Linked DNA regions of Homo sapiens: region 2 is linked to region 1. A link is an interaction called in ENCODE POLR2A ChIA-PET data of the cell type or tissue named here. Cell type or tissue: OCI-LY7. All regions are shown on one strand.

Region 1 (8,000 bases):
TCCCTTTCAAGAAAAAACTGTCCTAACTTCTGCTTGGGAAATGTTGGTTCGCTAAGGGCTGTAGAGCCAAAGCTTGTGTCTTTAAGAACACTCTGCTTTGCCAAGTAGTAGACATCACCCAACTTGACTGAGCTAAACGTTTTATAAGTAAACTGAAACCACCCACAGGGTAGTATATCACATATATGACTTGCACAGAGCACACCGCCATTGTTTTTAAAAGATGCAAATCCCTGATTAGCTAAATAAATATTTTTAAACATTTAATACAGAATAAACACAAGTTATTCATTTTCAAAAGATTTGTGCTCACCAGAGGCTTTCTTTTTTCCAGCAGAGACTATACATGGGAAAAGCATGATTCCTAATACAAAGGTTCAGTGAGAATTTAAGGGTGAAACCCACTTCTGCCTATCTAGTGGCTGGCTGATCTTCATCCCTCAGGTTATTTTAGCCTCACTAAGCCTCAGTTCACTCATCTGTATAACAGAGGTACATAGTGCCTGCCCTGGGTATCAACCAAACATAAAAGAGCATGGTGAAATCTAAAGTACTCTACAAATGGAAGCTCTTCTGTTATGCATAGAACAGAAAGACATCTGCTGTAATGTGGTTTGTTTAAAATTAACCTGATGTGGTCCAGCAATGAGCACAGACACTGCCATAATGTTAATAATATGATACACTGAACTGATTAAAATTTCAACTATGCTATCCACCCCCATCTCCTTGGAAAGTTAATGAATTAATGAATCTTTAAAGGACAGTCAGGGAGGCCTTAAAAAGAAGATGCCTTTTTGAGTAAGGAGAGAAAGTGGTGGATTACAACTTAATGGCTTCAGAATAGTGGTAATTTCCCTATTTTCTTCACTTGCCTTAGCTCAGCTAATGGCTTCATTAATGGCCACACTCCCCAGCGAATAATAGAGGCCCTTGTCACATCCATCATAGTCACATCACAATAAAACCAGTTTAATACAATCCAGCTCCCTGTCTCATGCCAGTCAGCACGAGGAATCAGAATTAGGCGAACAAAACATACAAAAACTTGTATGTTAAATTCCTTTTAACAATAAGCACGCAACAGGCTACTGGTAATGAAACGTTAACTGTATTGTGCATCCCATGTTGAATAGATAACTATAGCAACAATCACAAAGCTGTGAGGATGAGCTGCTCTTTATTACAAGTTGAGCCACAGTGCCTTTTTATTTCCTTCATTCTAGTTTGATCAAAGTAGCATATTTTCTCACAATTAGCACAATCATGTCAAATCTGCAATGTCATATCATAATCTAAAATGTCACCTCATAAAATCAGGCTGTTTGAATGACTGAGTTGTTTCTTTTCAAAGGCATCTGGCGTAGCTGAAAGATCTCTAATTTTTAGACATTTATTTTTTCTCGCGTCTTGGCTATGAAGAAGGAAACTAGCAGTGAGAGGGTAGTTTTGCTTTCCTGAAGGATGTCCATGATTTTTACTAACGAAAGACACCAACTGTGGCTGCTTCACAGCTTTATACTGGATGTAACAGGATTCTGGAAGCCTCAGAATTATCTCATTGCGTGAGTTTTGCACATTCTCCTCATGCACAAGCTACTTCTGGAAGTCAGGATTTTTAGGAGCTGCAATCATTTATTTGAGGCCACTAGGGAACCAGTAAGTGTCCTGAAGTAATAACTAACTGAATGGGACCCTAGTGGCCTGAGACCAACTGGGAGAGCAGCTCCCAAAAATGCTTCATTTACTCCCAGGAAGTGGTGTCTGCTTAGGGGGAAGCTCAGTTGATGGGTTGATGGGAATGACACTAAGGCACAATCCCTGTTGTGGGAAGTGTAAATTTAGCATCTGCGACTATACTGGCTTTTTATATTATATTTTTTTCCTATTTTTAATGCATTTTAATGGGATTCCATTTTTAGATTCTGAGAACATGAAAAAAAAAAAAAAAAGGTCACTTTTTAGCTGGTCAGCCACAACCTTTGTTCCTGCTGATATGGTTATCTTTCCCCCTCTGGCCTGCAGCTCATTTCAGATAACAATTTGTCCCTTTAATTTTAAGAATGCAGAAGGTGTTGTGCTTTTGCAGTGCTTCTCTAATCCCTCCTTCTGGCAATGTAAATATGAACCAGCTGGACCTGGTAAGGTTTTAGGTATTTCATTTTAGTCCTCATCTTGAAATACTGTTTATACTCTTTATTAGCAAATGTAATATAGAAACCCCTTTGCCATTCTCTTGAGTAACCCTAGATTAATGGAAGTGCACATACTTTCAGCAGATGCCTTACTGTTATTTCTAATTAAAGCAAGCTGATGTTTAGGGCTAAGAGAAAAGACAAGAAATGACATCTTGTATCTAGCAACTTAAATCGTGTCTTTCTAAAGCAGAGATACAGACATACTCTAAGACCAAAACTTTCAAAGTGACAGGTAGCATTTACCCTTAATTAATGGGAATCTAATGGCACTCCTCTTTGTAATTGTGAGGGTCAAGGTGAACACTACTGACCTGAAAATCCCTGTGTCCAAACTGCAGCCTAAGTAGGGCTTAGTAGGGCTTACTAAATCTAGATTTCAATGGTGTGCTTTTGGTGATGATGATGGAACTGACTAAAAACCCCCATTAAAGAATGTTAACACTTGAACAAATAAGACAGGAAGGAGCTAGTTCAATGTTTTATTTTTTTAAAAAAAAAAGATAGTTCAATCTTAGAGAATGTTGGGTGGGGAAAGGGAAGAGGGGAGAGGACAACAGAAAGAGGAGAGAATAGCAAGAGAAAGAGAAATGAGGGTGTACAATGTTGTGGATCTATGTTGCTTCCAGTTCTTGTTGATTCTCATAAAAATAATAAATAGCTACCATGTGCTGAACACCTAATCAATGTCAGACATTATTATTTGCCTGTATAATGAGTATCAGTCTCCTCATTTTACAGATGAGGAAACCGAGAGGCACTATGATCTAACGAAAATAGCATGGCTGAGAAATCTAACGTAGCCAGCTTCCAATCACAATTCAAGTCTCTGTTTAGCTGTATGATGCTAAACAAGTTAGTAAACTTCTCTAATATCATCCATAAAATGGGGAGGGTAATTCCTACCTTCAGGATGGTTAAGAGAGTTACAAGATAAAAAAGATATTAAAGCACAAGGTACATAATAAGTGCTTAATGAATTAGATTACTTTGTCTTCCTGTAACTCTCATAGGGCATACTACATTTAAAGCTTGCCCAAAATGTAAGAAAAATTACAACTCTATAACCCATCACATGCTTAATGAAAAAAAATTTTTTTTAATTTCTGGTTAGCAGAGCCTGTCTGCTTATCTGGGTCTAGCCATAAATACTCTGCTCAGCAGAGGACAAGTCAAAGAAGGATCAGCAAGGAACATAACTGACAGTAGGGTAGACAGTTTAAATATCAAATTAATGTCTTCAGAGTGGAAACTATCTTGGGTAGCTATTAAGAGAAACAGTGTAGTATAAAAGTCACGGGGCTTCAAAATCAGCCACACCTAGGTTCAGATCTGGAATCTGTCATTTACTTAGCTGTCTGACTTGAGTAATCTCTCTGAGCCCTCAGTTTTCTCATCTGTAAAACGGGGATTGTCTTCACTTTAATAAGGTTAGTGTAATGACTAAATAAGACAAGACATGCAAAGCACTTGGCACAAGACCTTGCACATAGTAAGGATTTAAGAAACAGTAGCTATTTGTGATCAAAGGCTTATTTTCTTTTTAAATACTGTTTTTGATAAATCAAAATTTTCAGGCAAATAAATCAATAGGCTTTGCTTAAACTTTCAGGTAAATTTAGTCAGTGCTTCGCCAGATATTCTGAGGCATAATCTGTATTTCTACAAAATTCCTGAACGATTTCTGTGTACATTAAAGTTTTGAAAGCATGGACCTCGTAAGTTGACCTTCAGCCTCATACTTCAAGTGCGGTCCAGGGACCGGCAGCATGGCCTTCACCTAGAAGCTTGTCAGAAAGGGAGCTTCTCAAGTCCCACGCCAGACACACTGAAGCAGAGACTCTAGGGTGAGGCCCAGCAATCTGCACGCTTCTACCAGTCCAGTGACTCTAATGCTCACCTATACCTGAGAACAACTGTATTAGGCACAATGCCTTACACACAGGGAAACATCCAATACATGTCCTCATAATTTTGCTTGATTTTATTCCTTAATAAACAGTTACAAGATTAGAAACAGTACATTTTCTTGAATTCAGTCAAATACCCGTCAGTGTTTCTGAATAAGAGGTTTTGATACTACGTAGAAGGTTGGTCTAATGACACTGAAGTCTGCCCTTGAGGGGAGGGGAAGGATGGCCCACGTCTGAGTCTATTTCTTAACTTGCTTCATTACAAAGTACCTACACCCCCGCACGTCCTGTGCGGCACCACAAGGACACAGCTATCAGGGTTTGGCTCGCAGAAAACGCCTCATTTCCTACCATTAGATGGGAGAATCGTTTAATCTTGATGCGACTGATGGGGCCATTTCTGCTTCTCCCTAACCCACTGCCTTTTACCTTCTGCTATCAGCGCTTCATTTCAGGAGGACAGAACAAAGGGGCAGCATCATTATCCTGACCTCCCAAAACGAAGCAGCTCTATGGGAAGCCCTGAGCTAAGCAGCAGGGAGGAAAAGTAACACATGCAGCCAGGGGATTGACAGTGAATGGATCTCGGTAAAAGGTCCTGGAAATAAACAAAAACATACACTGCAAACTATATGCCCTAGAGCATAACGGCAGGATCCGAGAGGCTCCAATTATATAAGCATTAGCTAGAAAGAAAAAAAAAAAACTTAAAAAATCAAAATTTAGAAACAAATTTCTCCTCCTTTCCTTTCCATTCCCACAGCTCCCATCACAGAGCAGGCTCTCTCATCAACTTATACCTGGACCACGTAAATCATCTTGGCAAAACTCATCTTTGAATTCAGGGTAACTTGGTGCCCAGCACATAGAAGGTGTTTAGTAAATGTTTGTACCTATTAATATGTACCTCTCTCCTAAGCAACATCTTTCACCAACCCTTTCCCCACCTCTACGACAATCAGATTTGTTGTATCCATCTCTGTCTGTCTAAAACATCTCAACATCTAACCAGTCTGTAGCTTTTCCAAACCTCTTGTATGCTCCTGGGGAGGGTCCCCAAAGGCAGCTGGGAAATATTTTTAAGCAAGAAAGACACACATTCCTTTGCTATTTAAATGGCACCAAACACAGAATTCCTGAAGTTTAAGTCATCTCTGAATAGGCATCTTACCATGCATTAGCTGCCCAAACTTGCCTTTTCTGAGCAAAGTTTAGAATTTAATTAAAATTTTCTTTAATTAAAATGCAAATATTCTAAGACTTTACCAATAAATTGTTTACAACAGACTGAGTAAAAGCCCTCAATGGCTTTGGGGAAAAATAGTTTCAGTTGCAAGCTATAGATTCAGATTTCACTGTTCACTGAAATGGGAAAAGATTTTCTAAAAAAAAACCTATTGGCTTATTAATCTATTTTAAGCAAAAATGCAGATATCACAATGGGTGTCTAGGAGTCACATACAGAGACCAAAATTCCCAAAGTTCACTACTGCTAATTAAATAATTAAGCCACTTCAATGTCTCCTCTATGGGTTTTGAAATAACCTTACCGGACTTAGGATAGCAACGTAAAACTAAAAATCAAAGCTTGATAATAGTTAATGTTTTCTATGAAGATATTTATTATTCTCTTTATTAAAGTTTCAACACAGGTAGTTGACAGTTATCTCAATTTGGGATAAAATGATTACTAGATATCTGCATAGGTTTCTTCATAAACAAGTACTTAGAAAAGTTATAATGAGTTTCTGTCTCTATTAGCTTCATAGAAAGTTTGGGCCTCTATATCGCAGTCATTTCAATTGGGCAGCTATCAATGGCTTGTCAGCAATGCTGAGGGGACTGTGCTGGGAACTGGGGCAAGGGACACTGAATCCAACCAGGCACCCCCAGCCCTCCAGGCTTCCCAATCTTGCAGGACCCACAACCAGGCACAAGATTGCCTGCTGATGGAAGGCAGATAGTGTTGAGTCTGGGGAAGATGAATAAAGTGATATGGTTTAGGGTCTAAATGGATGGTCGAATTCTTTTTTTTTTTTTTGAGACAGAGTCTTGCTCTTGTCACCAGGCTGGAGTGTAGTGGTACAATCTTTGGCCCACTGCAACCTCCACCTCCTGGGTTCAAGCGATTCTCTTGCCTCAGCCTCCCGAGTAGCAGGGGCGCACCACCATGCCCGGCTAATTTTTGTATTTTTAGTAGATACGGGGTTTCACCATGTTGGCCAGATGGTCTCAATCTCTTGACCTGGTGATCCGCCTGCCTTGGTCTCCCAAAGTGCGAATTCTTAAAGAAAAAATGTGGGAATGGGAATGAGGGGGGCACTCTAGGCAGAAGGAACAGCCTGAAGCAGAAGCCTAGCAATTATTCAGCACCCTGGCTGCACATCGGCATTGCCTAGAGGAGCTTTGTACAACATGCCAATGCTGAGTCACACCATCATAAAATCTGTTGCCACTAGCTACGATGAAGCCAGGGCAGAGAACCACCATGACAGTTAGGGGGCTGCAGAGCAGGATAGTGATTGGGGTAACTAAGGCTATAGCCATGGGGAAAGTGAGTAGGCCCACCAATCTTCTATACACTACATATTTGGGAAGTAAGAATTAACAAATGTTAATAAAAATAAATAAAGAAAAATAATAAAAAATATTTCTTGTTACAATGCCCGGCACAGGGCCTGAATGCCGCCTTGAGTAGAGACTTCAGAAATGGGTAAATTTAGGAAACTCTGCCTTTCTGGAAGTCTTTCTGTCCCCTGGCAGGAAGTAAGGTGGAGGTACTGGTGGGAGGTATAGATGTGTGAGTAGGGTGGACAGATTTAGTCAATGAAAACACAGGACGCCCAGTTAAATTTGAATTTCAGACACATAGTGAATGATTAGCTAATATAAGTATGCCTCATGCAATATTTGGGCCATACTAATACCAAAAAAAACTGTTTTGTAAGGAATGAAAAGAATAAAGGTAGATCGCATTATAGAGGGCTTCTAAATGTCAGCCTCAAGAGTTTGGATTTAATTTTTAATAATCATAATAATCACATCATAATAACCACAATGATGGTGGTAGCAGCTCTCATATTGAGTGACTATTATTCGCCAAGTCCTTGTGTAAATTACCTCACAGTCAAGTACCCTATGACTTAGGTGCTATGATTTCCTCCATTTTCCAAATGATGAAATTGAGGCATGGAGAATTTAAGTAACTTTACCCAGGCCACATGATGAGTAAGGAGAAGAGTTAGCATTCAAATCCATGTCTCTCTGACCACAAAGCCACACCTTTTATCATTTCCTTATACGACAGCTCAGGGTGTCATTTGAGGAGCCATCCTATTCTATTGAGCAAGCAGGTAACAAGATTGGATATGTGATTTAGAAATGAAACAAAACTACATGGACAAATGTGGGATACTCAGGACAATTCAATAAAGTTTTGAGGATCAAAACTTCTGGAAGGAAGATAATGAATACAAAAAGAAATAAAGCTTAGTCAGACATCTTCTATTACTTGCAAAATAAGAATAGTGGTTTTTCTTTCTGTCATCATTAATACAATGTATCCCAGTAGTAACATCTAACCTTTATTAAGAGTCTTTTTTTGTGCCAGACATTACTTTATTCAACCTTTACAACAACCTTATGAGGTGGATAGTGTTATTTTCACGATTTCACAGCTGTGGGAATTGGGGCCTACAAAACTATGTGACATGTCCATGGTTGCATAGCTCAACATGGATAGTTCTGGAATTCAAATGCAGACTATGCAGTGCCACAGTTTGAGCCAAAATAAACATGTGATGCCAACTTTTAAATGCCTTGCTCTATTAACTAAGTCTGAATTCTTGTCATTTTTACATCCTTTTCATATTCCAAAGAACTTTCACCTATG
Region 2 (8,000 bases), 130 kb before region 1:
AGAGATAAAGGGAAAAACTTACCTGCTTTCTGAAGCTCTCAGTGTCAAAGAAAGGAATCTTGGGTAATGGTATCACCATCCACTGCTTGCCCAAGCTAGAAATCTCAGCATCATTTTAAATTCCTCTATGTGGGCTTCCTTTCAATGGCCCATCTAATTAATCACTGATTTCCATTGAATCAGACTTAAAAATCTGTCTCAGAAATGACCCTAATTCAAATTGCTAGCATTTCTGGCCTGGAATATTTCAACAGCCTTTTCAATCTTTCTGCCTCGAATCTCACCAGCCCTAACATGTTACTCCCTTCCCCCAACTCCCCTGCCAATCATCCTGTCAAGATGGACTTTCTGAAACATTATTTACCATGATTATACCTTATGCCCTTTACCTTTTAATGATTTAAAAGACTCCCCATCATGTAGAGGTGATACCAAGCCCCGAGTCTTCCCAACCAATCTTTCTTTTTCTCTCCAAACACAGCTGACTCTTGTGTCTCATGAATCCCAGAAGCCATCAAGCCAATTTACAACTTGATGTGGGTTTACATTGCAGGAAAGCTTATATTTCCACTTCTTCACCAAGAAAACTTCCAATCATACTCCAAGAGCTAGCCTCAAGTTACTACCTCCTTGAAAAAGCTTTTCTAAACACCTCAGATAGCTATTCTTTGTCTGCTTAAAGAGAATACCAAACACTGTTCTATTATACTTCACTGTGGCTTTTCTGTTTTTGTGTCTATATCTCTGGACTTAAGCTACCTAAGATAAGGCAACATGTCATCATCTCAGTTTTCCAGCTTCTGGCATGGTACCTGGCACACAATGGGCACTCAATGCAAATTCGGTAAATGAATGAATAAAAGAAAATACTGGATTTTACAGGTATCGAGTGAATCTTTCAAACAGTCTGTAAGATAATATTTTCAGAGTTTAAAAAAATCACGGGCCGGGCGTGGTGGCTCATGCCTGTAATCCCAGCACTTTGGGAGGCCGAGGCGGGTGGATCACGAGGTCAGGAGATCGAGACCATGGTGAAACCCCGTCTCTACTAAAAATACGAAAATAAGCCGGGCGTGGTGGTGGGTGCCTGTAGTCCCAGCTACTTGGGAGGCTGAGGCCGGAGAATGGCGTGAACCTGGGAGGCGGAGCTTGCAGTGAGCCAAGACGGTGCCACTGCACTCCAGCCTGGGTGACAGAATGAGACTCCGTCTCAAAAAAAAAAAAAAAAAAAATCACAATTCATAGTATCAAACTCAGTGTGAACTACTCACTCAAAATGTTACACTAGGTTTTTAAAAATGTTTGTCCTTGAGCTAAATGCTTTCCTCCAGTATTGAATAAGACCACTCCTTCTAGATTTATTATAATATATGTGGATTGTGGGTTCAGGCTTACATCTCTGGTGTAGGCCCTTTTTATCCATCAATCTTGACTGGGAAGGGAAGTTAGAGCTTCTTATCTTCCCAAGAATCTGAAGGCCACATTTATTCAAGTTAAATAGAGTAGAACTGCAGAAAGGCAGTTTTGGGGGTCTCAACACACAGGAGAGAACATTTAGTCAGACCCCACTCAGGATGAACATCCTGGTCTCCATATCCAGCAGATGCACAAGGAAGGCATTTCTGGATGTCCCAGAGGAAATCAGCTTCCCCAGTAAGTTCACTTCAAGGTCTAGATGAATAAGAGAACCTGACAAGCAGAGGAAGGCCAAAGCATAGGTTCAATCTAGAACTGGGGCCATCTCCTTAACTGACTCTGGAAGTCATAATTCACCCTGTTTTCTATGAGAACAGTGACTTTGAAACTATACAGCATAGCAGCTACTTCTCCCAACACCAAACTTCTTCATGAAACTGCAACATCATTGGAGCATTCTTCTATGATACCTACTTTAAGATGTGAGTGACATGATCCCATTCATAGGAAGCATGGACCTTACAGCCCCGCTAACTTTCAAGGCTTTATGCAGTTCATTACATCTAAGATACAGCCTCCTTTTTTTTTTTCTCCATCAACCCATGTGTTTCCCAAAGCCCTTGCTGAACCTCACCTCATCTTTAAAGCCTTAACTAAACAGATCCTGTCTGTTATTTCTCCTTCATTCTACATCACTTAGGAACCTAGATATCTCCCTGCCTGCTGGGCAAAAATTTCAGAAAGTACCAAGAATGCCATAATTTCTAGCCTCCTCCAGAAGTCCACTGGCTTTCTCAGCACCCCCTCCCCAAAGAGACACATGGACACCTAACACATGCATACGTGCATGCACATACTAAAACACCCCTACACATCAGCTATGCAAAGCCTGTAGGGGATGCCACAGACCATCAACCCTTTCACCTAATTTGACTCAAAGTCGTAGGCTATACAAGAGGACTTGTTTTTCTAAGAATCTTAGAAATCTCTACCTCCCCACACCCAAGTCAAATACATGCTTTTGTCCTTCTGATCTATAGGGGATTCCAGAATGTCAATTGGGTTTGGCCTAGGCCACCTTCTCCTTAGATAAAATAATAGGGCTGGCTTCCTTTTAGCAGTTATCTCTGTGGTCACCTCTTTTACATCTTGTGATTCTGAGTCCAAGACTGGGTATGCAAATGGTTTCCTGCGCTGGGAGTCCAGACACTCTAATTCTAAGGAAGCAAAAGGTAAAATGACCTTCACCCTATAAGTCACTAAGAAAAAAAGATTCTCTTGAATAGAGGGTGAGATTTGTGGTGTTAAAGAGTATTTCAAATCCTGGGTACACAACATTTACATCCACCTGTCTGTAGGCCTAGACCTGGGAGAGCCTCTACTCCCTTGGCCAGTTCTTCCTTGACTATAGATACCTCTCCTGACTCTAGGATTTTGCTCTGTACAAGAACAAAACTGACTTTCCCCACTTTCTAAAAACCATCTTCCTGTTGATAACAGGCACAAGAAGCAAAATGTGTTCTGCTGTGTGAAACTTTGTCTAGATCTAGCCCAGGGGTCAGCAAACTAAGTTTTGCCAGCCAAATCCAGCCCACTGCCTGATGTGGTTTGGCTCCCAAGTTAAGAGTATTTTTTACACTGTTAAGATGTTTGTAAAAGAGGAAAAGAATATTTCATGACACATGGACATATGTGATATTCAAGCTTCAGTATCCATATATCAAATTTTATTGGCACACACCCATATCCATTCATTTATGTACTGTCTTTGGTTGTTTTCATGCTACAATAGCAGAGATAAGTATTTGTGACAGACAGACCATATAGCCCGTATAGTAGAAAATAATTATTTTTCAGAAAAGGTTTGCCCACCTAGCTCTAGCTCACAAAAAAGTCAATTTGTACTAATAAATTATTTTTTATCTATTATCTAAGTGAAAAGAAACTTTATACTTCCCTAAAAGATTTTTAAATCTCATTTTTGCACAATTATATTTTACCAGTTTATCCAGAGCCATTGTCTTTCTCATAGTCGCAGTCAAGTTGAACAGCTTAAAGATTTGGCTCAGAAGCATTGTGGACTAAACCTGAAGTCAGTTCTGAGGTGGAGAAGCCCACCTCCCTCCAAAAGACTGGCTTAGGCTTTTCACATTGAGCACAGCATAGACTCCCTCTATTCTTAGTCTGAAAAATGGGAAGAATGACCTCTCTTATACAGGGTTGAATACTAGTCCCTAAAAATTCATGTCCACTCAGTACCTCAGAATGTGACCTTTTTGGATACATGTATAGTATTTTCAGATGGAGGTAGTTAAGGATCTAGACATGAATCATCTGGGATATAAGGTGGGCCCTAAATCCAATAACTGATGTCCTTAGAAGAAGAGGACACAGAGAGACACACCTAGAAGAAGACCATGTGAAGATGCAGGCAGAGATTGTCATGATGCTGCCACAAGCCAAGAAATGCCTGGGGCCACCAGAAGCTACTTAAAAGCAAAGAAATATTCTCTCTAGAGTATTGGGAATGAGTGTGGCATCTTTTTGGACTCCTGGTCTCCAGAAGTGTGAGCAAATAAATCTCTTGTTTTAAGCCACTCAGTTGTGATATTCTGTTGCAGCTACAGGAAACTAATATGCCTCCCATTTGCAGAGTCTTGCACATTTTTCAGAGAACTTTCACAGCTACTTAGTTCATTTATTTTCACAGTTATTTTCTGAAGTAGACTATCTATGGACCATCTGCGTTCTTTTGCTGAGGTAGAGCGACACTCACCCATTTAGTGTCTATGAATAAATGTCACAAATTCTGTCTGTTCCTTGCTAACTACTTTTGCAATTTGATGATCCTAGACAGTTTTTTTAAATTAATCTATTTTTCAGGGGCTCAAACAATTGAGAGAAGTCTTACTCCCTCTATAGCAATTAGTTTCATACCCACTTTTTACTGACCTCTCATTTACATCTAAGGTTTCTCTTGAGGGTGGCTGTGTTTCAACCACAGAAATTTAGATTTTAGCTGTGTTGTCTGAGGATTTCTGATAAAGTCATCCCACTAAAGACACAAAAACTCAGAAACTTTATGAACCAAGAAAAAGTCCTCTAACAAGTTGTGTCATATGTTACTCATTTAGGAATATTGCAAAAACACTACTTCTCACCATATTTGTAAATGAAAAACACATGACTATAACCTGTAATACCACAAGAAAAATTGCTCTTTTTGGTGTGTTTGGTCCAGACTTTCGAAATATGAACCTAAGAAGGGAATTTTAACTTAAGCTGGATTCAGCTCATTATTCTCTTGCCCTTTACGTGCCAGTAGAGGAGCTACTTTTAGAAAATTAACCCATACATATACAGTAGCACACCATACACCAAATGCCACGTGGAAGTATCACTAAAAGCCTGGGTCCTGGTCCTGCCATAGCCATTTGCTGGCTGTGTGCCTTTAGGCAAGTGACGCTTAGCCTCTCCGAGACTAAGTTTCTGCAGAAAAGAAAATTATGATAATTCCAGACCCCATTAGAACTGGATCAAGATAAGACATATGAAGGCATTTGTAAACTACAAAGTATAAAGGTAACAGGTTTATGTTATTGGCACCTGTATTATAAACTCAAATCAAAGCATAGTTCACTTTAAAATGATGGTTAATTAGAGATTATTTTCTTTCATGTCAAATAGAAAATACCAAACAGACTTACAACTCCCATAAAGAGATTTATGACTTATGTCTAAAGCCCCTTGCATTTACTATTTGGGTTGAATCAATATGGTTATCTACCTTTCAATTTCTCTTATTCTTTCATGCAGAACGAGAGAAGTCTTTTTTTATGACTGGCTCAGAAAGTACTGAACTAATCGATATATCCAGTGATAACAAGATGATTTGGAACACACGTAACAAAAGCTTACCATTTTACTGCATACTGAATCTGTCAAAATATTTTCCTAGAAGTAATGTGAAAATAGGAGTTCTCTATCTTTCATTATTTTAGTGGGTGGTGACAAAAGGATTAGGAGGCTATGTGCTGAGTCTACAGTTTGGTACTTTCTGGTAAAATTCAGCATATAGCTGTTACCTTAAAAAAAAAAAAAGGTGAAATATAAGAATACCCCAGCTGAATTGGTAGTCAATCCCTAAAAAGATCCAATTTGAGTCTTCCCATATTTACCTAGTCTTACAAAGTCAGAAACTGTTCTGAATGTGTGCCGGCAGGGCTCAGATCCCTTCATGTTGTTCTACTGTGGATACTCCTAGAGGGTTATGGGTGGGGGAGATAATGGCTGAAATTACTATACAAACAAGATAGGTTTGGGCTTAACTACAAAGAGAAGATTTAGAGCTGTAAGCAACCCCACCAATGAGTTAGTCTAATCTCCTCATGTGACAAAAGCCCTAGAAAGGCAAAATAACTCTCTTAATTTTACAAACAAAGTTCAGGCCAGAAGAGAAACCCACATCTCAGTATACCTCATTAAAACTATGCTTTGCAATATTTCACACTTTCCAAAGTAGAGATTTATTTTCAACTGCCTCATGAAGAATCACTAAAATTATCAAATAGTGCTGTTTTAAATTGCATCATTATTAATAATGATGACAGAAATGTGTATAACATAAGAATTAAATTTTGTTAAAACAGAGTAAGAATAAATCAATCTTTTGGTTTCTTTCCAACCAAAAAAAGTGTTAAACAATGACAAAGGCTTTAAAAGCAAAGTGCACCAAGAAAGATGCACTGAAACCAAATACTCTGATCTACCTACACAATGGCATGTTGAAATCACTGACATTGTTTTAGGATGCTGATGGCTAGAACCACTTGCATACAGCCTTAGAAAAGAAAAAAAAATACATAGGAGAAAGAAGAGGACTTGAGGAAAAAGAAAGAAAAAAAATCCCAAGTATTTGCATACTCTTTAAGAAGCCATCCTTGAGAGCTATCTCTGGGTTTGACTAATGCCAATGAAAAAAATGGAGGAGAAAGGGGGTGAGCGGAGGACAAGGACTCCAAGGGAAGAAAAGTATGGTATAAAATAGCCAGTTCGGCATTACTTTAGAAAAATCCTTGGGGAAGCACACTGAAAAAGAATGGATGGTTACAAGAGAAGAATTGAGATGTCCTTTCTTGTAGGGAAGTAGAGAACAAACCTGGGAAAGCTCAGAAATTACTGCTTGAATTGATGATGGCAATGGTCTTGAGAGAATTCCTAGGTCTCCTAGGATGACAGGGAAAGTAACGTGCCAAGTTCAGCATTACACTCTGGTTGCCACATTGCCTACAAATTCAAGATAAGTGACAGTCTGGCTTTTGAGCTCTCTCACTTTGGTCCCACATACCCGCAGCTGCAGATAAACTGGCTTATCCTTAGAATATACTTCACATTTTACTCACTTCCCCTTTCTGTATATGCTATTATCTCTATCCATCACTAATATGACTAATATGCACACATATGAACTGCTCTCCAGATTCCTCTTGAACTACTCTAATACCACCCAATATTAAAGGCCAAGTTCAAAACAAACTTCCCATTCATTCTCTGTGAAACCCTCCCTGGTTACCTCTATGTGTCCCCGACTGACAAATCAGTCCTGCTATTGTGAGAATGGTCTCAGTCTCCCCTCCTCAGGACACCCTTCCTAATCACTTCTCTTTTAGCATCTCCAACCTTCCCATCACAAAGAATGCAAAGCCAGGTATTCTATTTGTATTACTATCAACTACACATGTTCAGTTGGAGACAACTTCATTTAGCTTAGGGAGACACTAAAGTTAGGGGAAATATGAAGAGAAAGTTAGGAGGAATATGATAAGAAAATGAATTTGAATACCAATGAGACCAGTGAGTTGGAAGAGTTAGTAAAAAAGCATAAACAAAATGCAACTACCAGGGGATGGACTAGCAGAGAAGAAGGTACAAAGCTTTCTAGATTCCACACAGCTATAAGACAAATACTAAGTTCAAGAGTCTTTTCTGGCACCCTAAAAGTATAAAGTTATCCCTTCATTTTGATGGGTTTGGAAATAGCCCAGATATAGCCTTGGACTCAGTACTATTGTATTTTCATAAGAATGCACAAAAAAATAAACTGGTGATATACCTCAAGTGATATGGTTTGGCTGTGTCCCCACCCAAATCTCATCTTGAATTGTAACTCCCACAATTCCCATGCTTCATGGGAGGAATCTGGTGGGATGTAATTGAATCATGGGGGCAGGTCTTTCCTGTGCTGTTCTCGTGATAGTCAGTAAGTCTCACGAGATCTGATGGTTATTATAAGGGGGAGTTTCCCTGCACAAGCTCTCTTCTCTTGTCTGTTGCCATGAGAAACGTGTCTTTAACTTACTGCTACAATTGTGAGGCCTCCCCAGCCACATGGAACTGTAAGTCCGTTAAATCTTTCTTTTGTAAACTGCCCAGTCTCAGATATGTCTTTATCGGCAGCATGAAAATGGACTAATACAGGAAATTGGTACCAGGAGTGGGGTGCTGCTGAAAAGATACATGAAAATGTGGAAGCAACTTTGGAACTGGGTAACAGGCAGAGATTGGGACAGTTTGGAGGGCTCAGA

The links. ChIA-PET counts read pairs that join two places held together with the same protein. Peaks named below come from ENCODE experiments on the same cell type or tissue, not always from the same donor. Only the 100,000 strongest peaks of a DNase experiment are listed, where the experiment ranks them.
Region 2: POLR2A ChIA-PET joins it to region 1 with 5 read pairs; 2 of 35 experiments call an interaction of 5 or more read pairs at or near these places.

The regions. Positions count from the first base shown.
Region 1 is chrX:148,534,360-148,542,359 of GRCh38, reverse strand. All of the region lies in intron 1 of AFF2 (ALF transcription elongation factor 2), which reads right to left. Among named protein-coding and RNA genes, the nearest start is that of AFF2, 38 kb to the right of the region's middle. In OCI-LY7, no CTCF peak of the experiment used is centred here; DNase peaks (open chromatin) are centred at 158, 539, 4,023 and 4,391; H3K4me3 peaks cover 5,391 bases; H3K27ac peaks cover 6,182 bases.
Region 2 is chrX:148,669,290-148,677,289 of GRCh38, reverse strand. The region is part of intron 3 of AFF2 (ALF transcription elongation factor 2); the gene reads right to left. Among named protein-coding and RNA genes, the nearest start is that of AFF2, 170 kb to the right of the region's middle. In OCI-LY7, no CTCF peak of the experiment used is centred here; a DNase peak (open chromatin) is centred at 6,779; H3K4me3 peaks cover 537 bases; H3K27ac peaks cover 2,074 bases.